2 separate regions of the Homo sapiens genome follow, and region 2 is linked to region 1. The links are chromatin contacts, found by Hi-C or POLR2A ChIA-PET in ENCODE. All regions are on one chromosome and are shown on one strand. The core of a region is the stretch at or near the end of the contact, and the rest is flanking DNA. Distances in the headings are between cores, read along the strand shown.

Region 1 (5,896 bases), core at 1,520-4,019:
TGCAGAACCCACTGGTCAGTGGGAAACTGAGTCCTTGCAAACTAGCAGGTGCTTACACTCAAGATGATTCCCGAGGCCTTGGATAAGCTGAGTCCACGAATAGAATCCAAATGCTAGGCCAGGCACAGTGGGTCATGCCTATAATCCCAGCACTTTGGGAGGCCGAGGCGGGCAGATAACTTGAGGTCAGGACCAGCCTGGCCAACATGGTAAAACCCCGTCTCTCCTAAAAATACAAAAATTAGCCAGGAGTGGTGGCATGTCTGTAGTCCCAGTTACTTGGAAGGCTGAGGCAGGAGAATCGCTTGAACCTGGGAGGCAGAGGCTGCAGTGAGCCAAGATCACGCCACTGCACTCCAGCCTGGGCAACACAGCGAGACTCTATTTCAAAAAAAAATTCCAGATTCTCCAGGATCAGACCCTTTAAGAAAACCTTTAGGGGGGTCCCTTAGTTCCTGTAACAGGTATAGTTGGTGTCAACCTTGGTCTAGGATTTGAAACCAGTTCCAAGAAAAGCACTTCAGCCAAAACAGAGTATCTTGCAGGCTGACAGCCAAGCAAGGAGCTTCAACGGCCCAGGGCACAATGTATTTCTTAGGTCAAGGGAGCAAATTTATCCATTAAGCTTTTCCAGTTAGCAAATAGACTCTTCCAAGAGCCAAAAAGAGAGTGCCTAGAGCACTGATGTGGAGGTTAGGGACTACTTCCCAGCTCATCAGATTTTTTTTTGTTTTTTTTTTTGGAGACAGTCTTGCTGTTTCCCAGGCTGGAGTGCAGTGGCACAACGTTGGCTCACTGCAGCCTTCACCTCCTGGGTTCAAGCAATTCTCCTGCCTCAGCCTCCTGAGTGACTGGGATTCCAGGCGCCTGCCACCACGCACGGCTAATTTAGTATATTTAGTAGAGACGGGGTTTCACCATATTGGCCAGGATGGCCTCGAACAACTGACCTCACGAGTGATCTGCCCACCTCGGCCTCCCCAAGTGCTGGGATTACAGGCATGAGTCGCAGCAACTGGCCAACCCATCAGGGTTTGAACCTGGAGTTAAAACTGTGACGAAGAGAGCTGTGTGGGGAGCGTACAGGGAACAGTCAAACTGCTGCTCCTCTGCGCTGAATTTGAGCATCCTTCTGAGTCAAGCGCTTGGAAAACAGTGCTAAAAAAGAAAAAGACTTAAGGGTCACATCTAGAGAGAGAAGGATGGAGAGTTCTCTAGTAGGGCTGCAAGTCCAGAAGCTTCTCTGTGAAGCTGGGCTAGGAGTGTTTACTTTGAAGTGGCTGCAGCTTTAAGTATTTATTCCTGATCGCTGCACTGCGGGAAGTCCCATCCTTTATAGCCAGGTGGGCTTTCCCAGCCGGGGTCTCTCCCATCCTCTGTCAACAAAAGGGTCATTTGCGAATTCCTCTTCTCAGTGATCATGAATCTCTGGGCCTTGATTTTTTTTTTTTTTTTTTTTTGAGACGGAGTCTCACCCTGTCGCCTAGGCTGGAGTGCAGTGGCCACATCTCGGCTCACTGCAAGCTCCGCCTCCTGGGTTCATGTCATTCTCCTGCCTCAGCCTCCCTCCCGAGTAGCTGGGACTACAGGCACCCGCCAGCACGCCCGGCTAATTTTTTGTATTTTTAGTAGAGACACGGTTTCACCATGTTAGCCAGGATGGTCTCGATCTCCTGACCTCATGATCCGCCCGCCTCAGCCTCCCAAAGTGCTGAGATTACAGGTGTGAGCCACCATGCCCAGCCGAGTTGTTCCTTTTGACTAAAGAATTGGTCACTGAGTTGTGTTCATCCTTATGGCTTCTTATCCAACCCTTGCGTGGGGAGCAAAAGTCTGCTCTCTTCTTTGATGTCCTAAAATAAGACCTGTCTTCCGATTCAGGTCAAACAGGGCCAGATGGCCAGAGCCCAACATAATTATTTGTTGCGGTTGCTGAAAAGAGTTAAGTGTTTCTTCTGAACGGTGAAGGCTGGCAGCAGGCAGATCTGATTTTTCCTTCTTCTGCCCACTCTCTTCCTCCTACCCAAAGTCTCCCCTCACGTGACCAGCCCTTCCTGTGAAGTCGAGGTGATAAACTCAAGAGAGAACCAGCGCAGAGAGGAGATGGCAGCATTAAGGAGAGACAGGGGTGTCCTACTGGCTGGAGCTAAAATCCACCTCAGAGGCCAGGTGCACTGGCACACACCTGTAATCCCAACACTTTGAGAGGCTAAGACAGGTGGATCGTTTGAGGCCAGGAGTTCAAGACCAGCCTGGGTCACATGGCAAAATCCCATCTCTGCTAAAAATACAAAAATTAGCCAGGCGTGGCAGTGTGCACGTGCATGTAGTCCCAGCTACTCAATACTGAGGCTCAAGGACTGCTGGAACTCAGGAGGCAGAGGTTGCAGTGAGCCAAGATCATGCCACTGCACTCCAGCCTGGGTGAGAGAGACTCTTAAATTTCTTTTTTAAATCCACCTTGAAGGCCAGGTGTGGTGGCCCACGCCTGTAATGCCAGCGCTTTGGGAGGCCAAGGTAGGAGAACTGCTTGAGCTCAGGAGTTCCAGACCAGCCTGGGCAACAATATCAAGACCTCATCTCAATTTAATAAAATAATCCACCTTGGATTAACACGTATAATTTCCTTTTCTAATATTCACTGGGCACCTGTTTTACGCCATGTGCGGTATGTTCCACGATCAGCAAAACAGATGCAGCAGTCCCTGCAGTGGGGAAAACTCAGTCCATGAACATTCACACCAGCAGGGGGTGCTGTCTCGCCTTTTAACCAGGGAGCCCCTCTGTGTCCTTCTCAAGGCTGCCCTTGTCCATTTCACCTTCTTCCAATTCAAATCTTGAAAACTCACCTCTAAGGCGAATGGGGGTGAGGAGATACAGAAGAAAAACAGTATGTTCTCTCTTCAACTCTGCCCCATGGGCTATGAATAAAGTCAGAAGACAAAATCCCCTGCTTGGTTTTTGGCGTTTTTTTCCTATTCTAAATCAAAGACCACAGCAGACCAGAATCCTGTGGCTTCTCAAATGACCAAGCCTGACATATTGAAAAGCAGATCGTCTTGCTTTGAAAAACCTTCTCCACCCACCCCCGCAACCAATTTCAGCTGATTAAATTCAATCACTCATGCCTTAAGACTGGCAATGATTTGTTGACTTCAACTTGAATATCTGCATCTTATTTGTGCCGTGTGTGTTTTCTGCCATAAAAAAAATTTATATTGCAATAGGACTATAGCTACAAGTTTAAAATAGATTTATAAAAAATCTATCCCAACCATGAAGATTTCTTTGCTAAATAATGTGTTTTCTTACAACCCACAGGCGAGGAAACGAGACCTCTTTCGTTCCTTCTAGAAGGTCTGGAGGACGTAGAGTTATTGAAAATGCAGATGGTTCTGAGGAGGAAACGGACACTCGAGACGCAGACTTCAATGGAACCAAGGCCAGTGAATAAGCAACTTTCTACAGTTTTGCACCACGGCAAGAAAACCAAAAACCAAAACAAACAAACAAAAAAAACCCAACAACAACCCAGAACAAAGCAAAACCCAGCAGACTGTACTTAGCATTGTCTAAATCCATTCTCAAATTCCAAATATCACAGACACCCCTCACACAAGGAATATAAAAACCACCACCCTCCAGCCTGGGCAACGTAGTAAAACCTCATCTATACAAGAATTTAAAAATAAGCTGGGCGTGGTGGTACACACCTGTGGTCCCAGCTACTAGGGAGGCTGAGCCAGGAAGAACGCTCCAGCCCAGGACTTCGAGGCTGCAATGAGCTATAATTGCATCATTGCACTCCAGCCTGGGCAACAGAGACCCTGTCTCAACCACCACCACCACCACCACCCCTACTACCCCTGTATTCAAGGTAAAAATTGAAGTTTGTATGATGTAAGAGATGAGAAAAACCCAACAGGAAACACAGACACATCCTCCAGTTCTATCAATGGATTGTGCAGACACTGAGTTTTTAGAAAAACATATCCACGGTAACCGGTCCCTGGCAATTCTGTTTACATGAAATGGGGAGAAAGTCACCGAAATGGGTGCCGCCGGCCCCCACTCCCAATTCATTCCCTAACCTGCAAACCTTTCCAACTTCTCACGTCAGGCCTTTGAGAATTCTTTCCCCCTCTCCTGGTTTCCACACCTCAGACACGCACAGTTCACCAAGTGCCTTCTGTAGTCACATGAATTGAAAAGGAGACGCTGCTCCCACGGAGGGGAGCAGGAATGCTGCACTGTTTACACCCTGACTGTGCTTAAAAACACTTTCACTAATAAATGGTTATAAATCACAATGTCGTTGGCTTTTCTGTTGAGCTGTTTTCTATAGAGGAAAAGGAGTTGGGGAAGGCTGGGTTTTGCTTCATCGTCCCAAAGATTCTCTGAAGTCAGGGTTAACGTCATGAATGCAGAAACTGAGGCCTAGAGAGGTGAAATCAATTGCCTACAACCCCACAGCCAGCCAGAGAGCAGAGCAGAGATGCAAAGTGAGACTGTCTAAGGGGGTTACTGGGCCGCTCAGCAGGGAGGGCAGGGGAGAGAAATAAGGTGATGTGTGGTCTAAGGGCCACTGCCCCCTGCCCTCGAACATGACTGGGAAGAACATCTTGACTCATCAAAACCAGTATCTTAAGAAAAATACAGGATTTCCTTGATTTTTTGAGTTAAAACACAAGGTCTTGTCCAATGAGTCAGCAAACACTTTCCACAAAACGTCAGATGGTGGCTGGGTACAGTGGCTCACACCTGGAATCCCAGCACTTTGGGAGGCTGAGATGGGAAAATCACTTGAGGCCAGGAGTTGGAGGCCAGCCTAGCCGAGAGAGACCCCCGTCTCTATAAAAAAAAGGTGTTTTTTTGTTGTTGTTGTTAGTAAGCCAGGCAGGATAGTGCACACCTGTACTCCCAACCTCTTGGAAGGCTAAGGCAGGAGGATCATGTGAGCCAGGAGTTCCAGGCTGCAGTGAGCTATGATCACGCCACTGCACTGCAGCCTAGGTAACAGTAACACCTTGTCTCTCACACCACCACCACCACCCACCCAGCCAGATAGTATTTTAGCCTTTACAGGCTACATATGGTCTTGCCGAATATTCATCTTCTTTAAAACAACCCTTAAAAACATAATAAATCATTCTTAGAGTAAGGGCCATAAAAACAAGCTGTAGGCCCTGTCCTTCTTTCAGCTTGAGTGTTTTAGACAGACATGCCTGCAAAGGCTCTGTTCAACACAAACGATGCCGTATACCACCAACTCCATGGGATCAGACAGATTTGGGAGACAGGAAACATGGAAACAAAGGACTCCATCTTGTGACCAGATGCTAATATGCCTTGAATGACGCACAAACACATCCCGGATACATTTCTAAAAACCTGGCTTGAATAGAAATTTTCAAAAAGATTTTTTCATATTTTTTAACTTGGTTAAAAAAAGTTTTTCACCACTCTGTGGGAAAACATTAAAGTATAAACATACAAAGCCTCTTTGACCAGAAGCCCAACAAGTTCAACATTCGTTTCTCTTGATTTTATTGATCTTTTAAAAAAATAAAAGGACATCTTCTGTGGATACAGGTTAGGATGTTTCTAGGGTAAGAAACCCACCATCGCAGCGTAATTCTCTGCGGAATTTCAGTAGCACTTGGAAAGTTCTGTTTTCAACCTGAAATTTTTGCTGTTCTTCCAGAAAATAACTTAGTAACAAAATGAAGGCCGTGAAGCTGCAGGCACACTCCAGAAATTAGTGTGTTCTTTTAACTCGTGTCCCAAAGAGACAGCAGTTCCTAACATGCAGTGATGAGTGGACACACCATGGTGCGTTGGAAATCCCACGTTCACGTCTTTGACAAGGAAGCCTCCTACAATGATCTTGTGCTTT
Region 2 (5,896 bases), core at 3,397-5,896, 240 kb before region 1:
AGGTCAGGAGTTCAAGACCAGCCTGGCCAACATGATGAAACCCCGTCTCTATGGGGGTTTTGTAAAGTTTTGTAAAAATACAAAACTTAGCCAGGCATGGTGGCTGTGCGCCTGTAATCCCAGCTACTCGGGAGCCTGAGGCAGGGGAATCATGTGAACGCAGCAGGCAGAGGTTGTAGTGAACCGAGATCACACCACTGCACCCTAGCCTGGGCGACACAGCAAGACACCATCTCAAAAAAAAAAAAAAAAAAAGGGTGGGGAGGGGAAAACAGAGGAAGTAGGAGAAGGCTAAGGGATGGATTTGAAAACCAAAGCCACACTTGGAGGAGGGGAAAAATTGGCTCGTCGTACACTGCTGTTGAGCCAAGGGGAAGAATTAAACCAGGGATCAGACTGACTCCAAGGCCCAGACCTAGCCCCAAGAGGAATTCCTAATAGCTTCTAAGATATTCTTCCTTGGCGGCTAAGTCAGATATTCAGGGGGTTACTGAGTTGGTGGATGCCACAGAGCATCTCAGAGGTGCACATCAACCCTGGGACCAGCTCACTCCATCGACGGTGACACACACCTGCAGCTTCCTTCTGGTCTTCTCCAGTGGCAGTTGGTGCAACAGCAAAAATTAACTGGAGAATTCCAGGTGGCAACGACCACTGATCTTTACTGAGCGCTGTGTGCCAAGCAGCAACATTTTAAGTCCTTGCTAAGGATTAACTCACTTATTCCTCAAGTCACCGCTATTCACTAGGTACTACGTTATCCCACATAGGGAAACTGAGGCACGGAGAGATGACGTAACCTGCCTCAGCAGCAGAGGCGAATTTGCTCTGAGCCACCACACTATACTGCTTAATACCAAGTTGTTTCCTCTGCTTTTCCATAATTTCCAATTTTTCTACACAGGGCCTGAAGCACAATTTTTTTTTTCTTTTGAGACAGTCTCTCTGTCGCCCAGGTTGGAGTGCAGTGATGTGATCTCAGCTCACTGCAACCTCTTCCCAGGTTCAAGCAATTCTCCTGCCTCAGCCTCCCAAGTAGCTGGAATTACAGGCGTGAATCACCAGGCCCAGCTAATTTTTGTATTTTTAGTAGGGATGGGGTTTTGCCATGTTGGTCAGGCTGGTCTTGAACCCCTGACCTCAGGTGATCCGCCTGCCTTGGCCTCCCAAAGTGCTGGGATTACAGGCATGATCTACTACACCCGGCCCTCTTTTTTTTGAGACAGGGTCTCAGTCTGTGGCCCAGACTGGAGTGCAGTGACCGTGATCTCAGCTCATTGCAACCTCCACCCCCACAGCCTTCAAGTGATTCTAGTGCCTCAGCCTCCCTAGTAGCCGGGACCACAGGTGCCACACCACCATGCCAGGCTTTTTTTTTTTTTTTGGTATTATTAGTAGAGACGGGGGTCAATCCATGTTGCCTAGGCTGGTCTCGAACTCCTGACCTCAAGCAATCCGCCTGCCTCAGCCTCCCAAAGTGCTGGGATTACAGGCGTGAGCCACTGCACCCGGCCTGCTTTTTTTTTTTTTTTTTTTTTTTTTTTTAATGAACTCACAAAAAGTCCCAGGCCCATTTTTCCAACCATCATGCCAATATCAACCACAAAGCAGCGCCTCCTACCAGTCCCACCCCCATGAGAAAAGAAAGCCAAGGGCTGCTGTGACCTGTCCTCAGGCCCTATTTTCCGTTTTGATAGCAAAGTTCTCCTTTTCTCTTCCCAGAGCATCTGTCTGAGTAAAGGTCAACAGAACACTTATCATGGGCCATTTCCATCTTCTGGGTTTTCTGGACATTTCCTGCGGCTCAGAGGCAGACAGTAGCCCAGAAACAAAGCTCTGACAGAGTCACCCGAGGCCCACTGACCTTGACTTCTAAGCACATGACCTTGGTCACAACAGGAGCCAGGCACGGGTGCCTCACTGCCTTTTCACAGCCCAATCCCATCTCCACCAGCTGAAGAAAAGGGGAATCCAAAGGAAGAACAAGGAGCTTAAAACACACAACTTCATCTTTGGAAAAAATAATATTTAATACTAACCATTGTTTATCTCCGTGCAGGGCACAAGCTGAGCCACTTACAAGATTAACTCATTGACCCTTCGCAACAACCCAAGAAGGCTGCCACATTTTTGGCTCCTGTCCAATTTTAGAGATGAGGAAAGTGAGGCACACAGAGGGAAAGTGGCTTGCTCAAGGTCACACAGTTATCTGACTGCCTGGGAGGCCAGTCGCTCCTGGCCTCGGACACGCTACCTTGAAAAACACAAAAACAGCCGGGCACAGAGGCCCATGCCTGTAATCTCAACACTTTTGGAGGCCAAGGCAGGAGGATCGCTTGAGCCCAGGAGTAGGAGACCAGCCTGGGCAATATAGTGCGAATCTGTCTCTATAAAAAATACAAAAATTAGCTGGGCGTGGTGGCACACGCCTATAGTCCCAGGTACTTGGGAGGCTGAGTTAGGAGGACCACTTGAGCCGGGGAGGCAGAGATTGCAGTAAGCTGAGATCGTGCCACTGCACTCCAGCCTGGGTGACAGAGCAAGACTCTGTCTCAAAAAAGAAAAAGAAAAAAAAAAGAAAAGAAAAAAGCAACAACTACCTACTTTCTAGCTTTCAGTTAATTATATTTCAATTTTCCCACTCAGGCCCCAGTTGCCTCCTCTCAAATTCTGGTTCCAAGGCACCTCCAACAAGTCTTGGAATCCAGACAGCAGAAATACGCAAGGTCAAACACGGGGATGGGGTACCTACCAGAGGCAGAGATCAGCTACAATTACCCCCAAGCAAAACCCAACCACCTGGCAATTTCTGTGGCAGAAAGTCCTTAACGAAGGAAAAAATAAAAAGAAAAAAGAAAATAAAAATTTTAAAAAATATTACAACTGGACTTCGTGAATGAGTTTCTTAAGATAAACAAAGCGCACCCCAAACATACTCATTAGCCATCAACTACCAATTGCCATCAATAAAATACGTCCTGATACAAAACCTCATGGATGTTCACCCTGTTTTGCCCCCTCCTCAATTCAGAAGAAAATAAACAAGAGAATATTCTGGAATTCACAGCAACACAAACCCAGATCACCATGTGAATCTTTGCAAAAAATAATCTTGCTGTTACTACACCTGGCAACAAGGAAGCCACAGGTTTTCCCCTGCTAAAGAAAGTCCATCTGCAAAGAGGCTCCAATCACCCCCAGACCCTCAAGGCAAAGTCTGTGTTCTATTTCCACCCCTGGGGTTACTCTCCAACCCCACTGGCTTAAAATGGGAGATATATCAAAGTGTGGTAGGTTATTAAACACAATGATACCCTACTAAAAAAAACAAACAAACAAAACCAAACCCTCCAATGGGGCCCTGGAGGATGACTTTTCAACACTCCAAATGCAACCCTCGAGGAAAGGCCGGCAAAACAGGACAAGAAAGTATTTTTGGAAGCTGATCACCAGCTCCTAAGAACCAAGGCTGTTTCTCCTGATTCCTAAACAAAAGAGGAGAGAGAAACAGTCGTGTCCAGATTTGCCTACTGCGTTCACCAACAATCAAGACAGCACGAGACAGAAGTGCCTGCCTTCCTGGAACAAAGAGGCAAATCGCATTACGGAGAAGCTGAAGCCCAAAAGACTGGGGCTTAAACCACAGCAAGTGGACTCCAGACACCCAGTCAGGCTCCGCAGGCCACGTTACAGAAGAAAACTTGCCGGGGTTAAATCTAAGGGGCATCCCCAGAGAGGAGCTCCACGTGTTGCAGGGAAGGGAGGGCAGGACCACAGCTACCAGGGTCCTGGGCGTCCTCAGCTGCACCCCAAGTCTGCCCCGAGCCGAGGGTCAGGTAGGGCACATCAAGGGTGGACATCCCCCTTCTTCCCTGGTTCCCCCAAACTTCCCCCGCAGTATCTAAGTAGAAAGAACAAAAAAAACAAAGCTAGGTAACCACAGAAGAGTAATGTGGCTTGTACGACAACTTTGGGGAGACAATGAAAGTCCCTTTCTACAATCTAAGCCCCTCCCCAGCTCACCCCGTTGGTCACGGAGTATTTTTCGTGAAAAGGGGGGACCCTAACCACAAAAAAGATGGGAAAACAGAAGCAGAGAGACACCCCTCTTCCCGCCCCCCATCTCTAGCGTCCCCTTCCCTGGAAGGTTGTTTTTACAGACGGGAACCCCAAAACAGGAAGGCCTCCTCACGGCGGCTCTGACCCGACCCGACCCTCCAAAACCCCAGGGCTGGGCACGCGGCCCCCCACGCTCTGCTCCGCAGGAACTGAGTCACCCAAGTTTCCCCCATGCCTTGCACCCCCGAAAGGGGCTGGGCCGCGGGCGACGTGAGGGTCCCGGGCCCCCGAGGCCGGCAGCAGAGCGGGGAGCGGGGTGCCCCGGGCGGCTGCGGGCCCGGTGCTTTCCCTCCCCGCCGGCCTCCCTCCGTCCCGCCGGCCTCACGCGGCCCCCGGCACGTACCCAGAGCGGGTCGGAGCCATCGGCGCTGCAGAAGCCCCGGAGCGCCATGCCGGTGGCGCGGGCGGCGGCGGGCACCGGGCGGCGGGTGATCGGGCCCGGTTGCTGGCGCGGGCGGCGGCGGGCACCGGGCGGCGGGTGATCGGGCCCGGCTGCTGGCGCTAGCGCTGGCGGCGGCGGCGGCGGCGGCGCAGGGAGCCGGGGCCGGGGCCGCAACGCCGCCTGGTTGGCCCGCGCGTCACGGGGATGCGGCGGCCCCGCCCCACCCCGCCCCGCCCCGGCGCCCGCTCACCTCGCGCGTCTCGGCGTGGGCAGCCGGACCAGCCACCTCTCGGCGCCCCGGGCCTGGACCCCGCGCCACCCCCACCCCAGATCCTCCAAGGCTTAGGCCCACCCGCTCGCGGACGGGCCTGGGGAGCGTTGGCTCGCCTTCCGGAAGCGCCTGGGATCTTTGGGGCCACACACCCTGCGACCACTTTTCAAATGCTGTTTAAGGACAGTATCCGTCACCAGGGGAAAATAACGTGAACGGAGCCCCCTACCTGCCTGGAGTGTACCGGGCGCCTTAACTGTGCCCTCATTTCATCCTGTAAAGTCTCCACGTTCATGAAGGAAGAAACCCAGGTGCAGAGAGGTTGAGTGATTCCCTCTGCCCAGGGTCACCTGGCTAATCACTTGCAGGGCTGGGATTTGAACCCGGTCCGCTGACTCCAAAGCTGAGTCACACAGAAGGAGGTGAATACTGTTATTCACCTACCTTTTACAGATGGGGAAACTGAGGTTCAGAAAGGCGAAGTGACTTGCCCGAGGTCACACAGTTAATAAGGAGTGAAAGTGGAAGTGAGATTCAAACCCGTGAGCAGCCTGATTCCGGAGCACTGATGACCCAGACGGCGCCAGTCTCCATCACTAACAGCTGTTGACCTCACCTGTGTGCAGAGCGCCTTTGCTTCTTCTCAACCTCTTTAAGCATCACTTAGAAATAACCAGGTTATTGATCCTCACCTCAGAGGTAAGGAAACTGAAGCCTGGAGACATGATAATCGTAGGCCAGGCATGGTGGCTCGTGCTTGTAATCAAGCACTTTGGGAAGCCGAGGCGGGCCGATCACATAAGGTCAGGAGTTCAAGACCAGCCTAGCCAACATAGCAAAACCCTGTCTCTACTAAAAACACAAAAATTAGCCGGGCATGGTGGCGGGCACCTGTAGTCCCAGCTACTTGAGAAGCTGAAACAGGAGAATCACTTGAACCTGGGAGGCGGAGGTTGAAATGAGCTTAGATCACACCACTGCACTCCAGCCTGGGCAACAGAGCAAGACTCTGTCTCAAAAAATAATAATAAAAAAAATTAATATGCATTCACAGTGACAAGGCTTCCTAAGGCTGTGTTCTTAGCAATTTACACAAATTAACTTGTGCAATCCTCACAACCCCA

Evidence for each region. Hi-C counts contacts between places; a loop is a spot of excess contacts on that map. ChIA-PET counts read pairs that join two places held with the same protein, here RNA polymerase II (POLR2A). Pooled maps may share reads with other maps.
Region 2: a loop to region 1 is called in a pooled map, with 2.2 times the contacts of the local background. The contact joins the promoter of ABCC1 here to the enhancer-like site in region 1. A Hi-C loop is called at or near these places in 1 of 50 pooled maps. POLR2A ChIA-PET finds 5 or more read pairs at or near these places in 2 of 52 experiments (CD8-positive, alpha-beta memory T cell and naive thymus-derived CD4-positive, alpha-beta T cell).

What each region holds. Positions count from the first base shown.
Region 1 is chr16:15,701,549-15,707,444 of GRCh38, reverse strand. The region is part of intron 8 of NDE1 (nudE neurodevelopment protein 1); the gene reads right to left. It overlaps MYH11 (myosin heavy chain 11), which reads left to right. Exons shown (of 41, transcript NM_002474.3): 41 at 3,322-4,310. The coding sequence ends at 3,454. Among named protein-coding and RNA genes, the nearest start is that of NDE1, 54 kb to the right of the region's middle. Within about 2 kb of position 2,769, at least 3 of the 41 ENCODE cell types and tissues checked have a DNase peak (open chromatin) inside an H3K27ac peak, as active enhancers do.
Region 2 is chr16:15,948,366-15,954,261 of GRCh38, reverse strand. ABCC1 (ATP binding cassette subfamily C member 1 (ABCC1 blood group)) reads right to left here and starts at 4,646. Exons shown (of 31, transcript NM_004996.4): 1 at 4,463-4,646. The coding sequence starts at 4,510. LOC107984869 (a long non-coding RNA gene) reads left to right here and starts at 5,091. Exons shown (of 3, transcript XR_001752339.2): 1 at 5,091-5,471.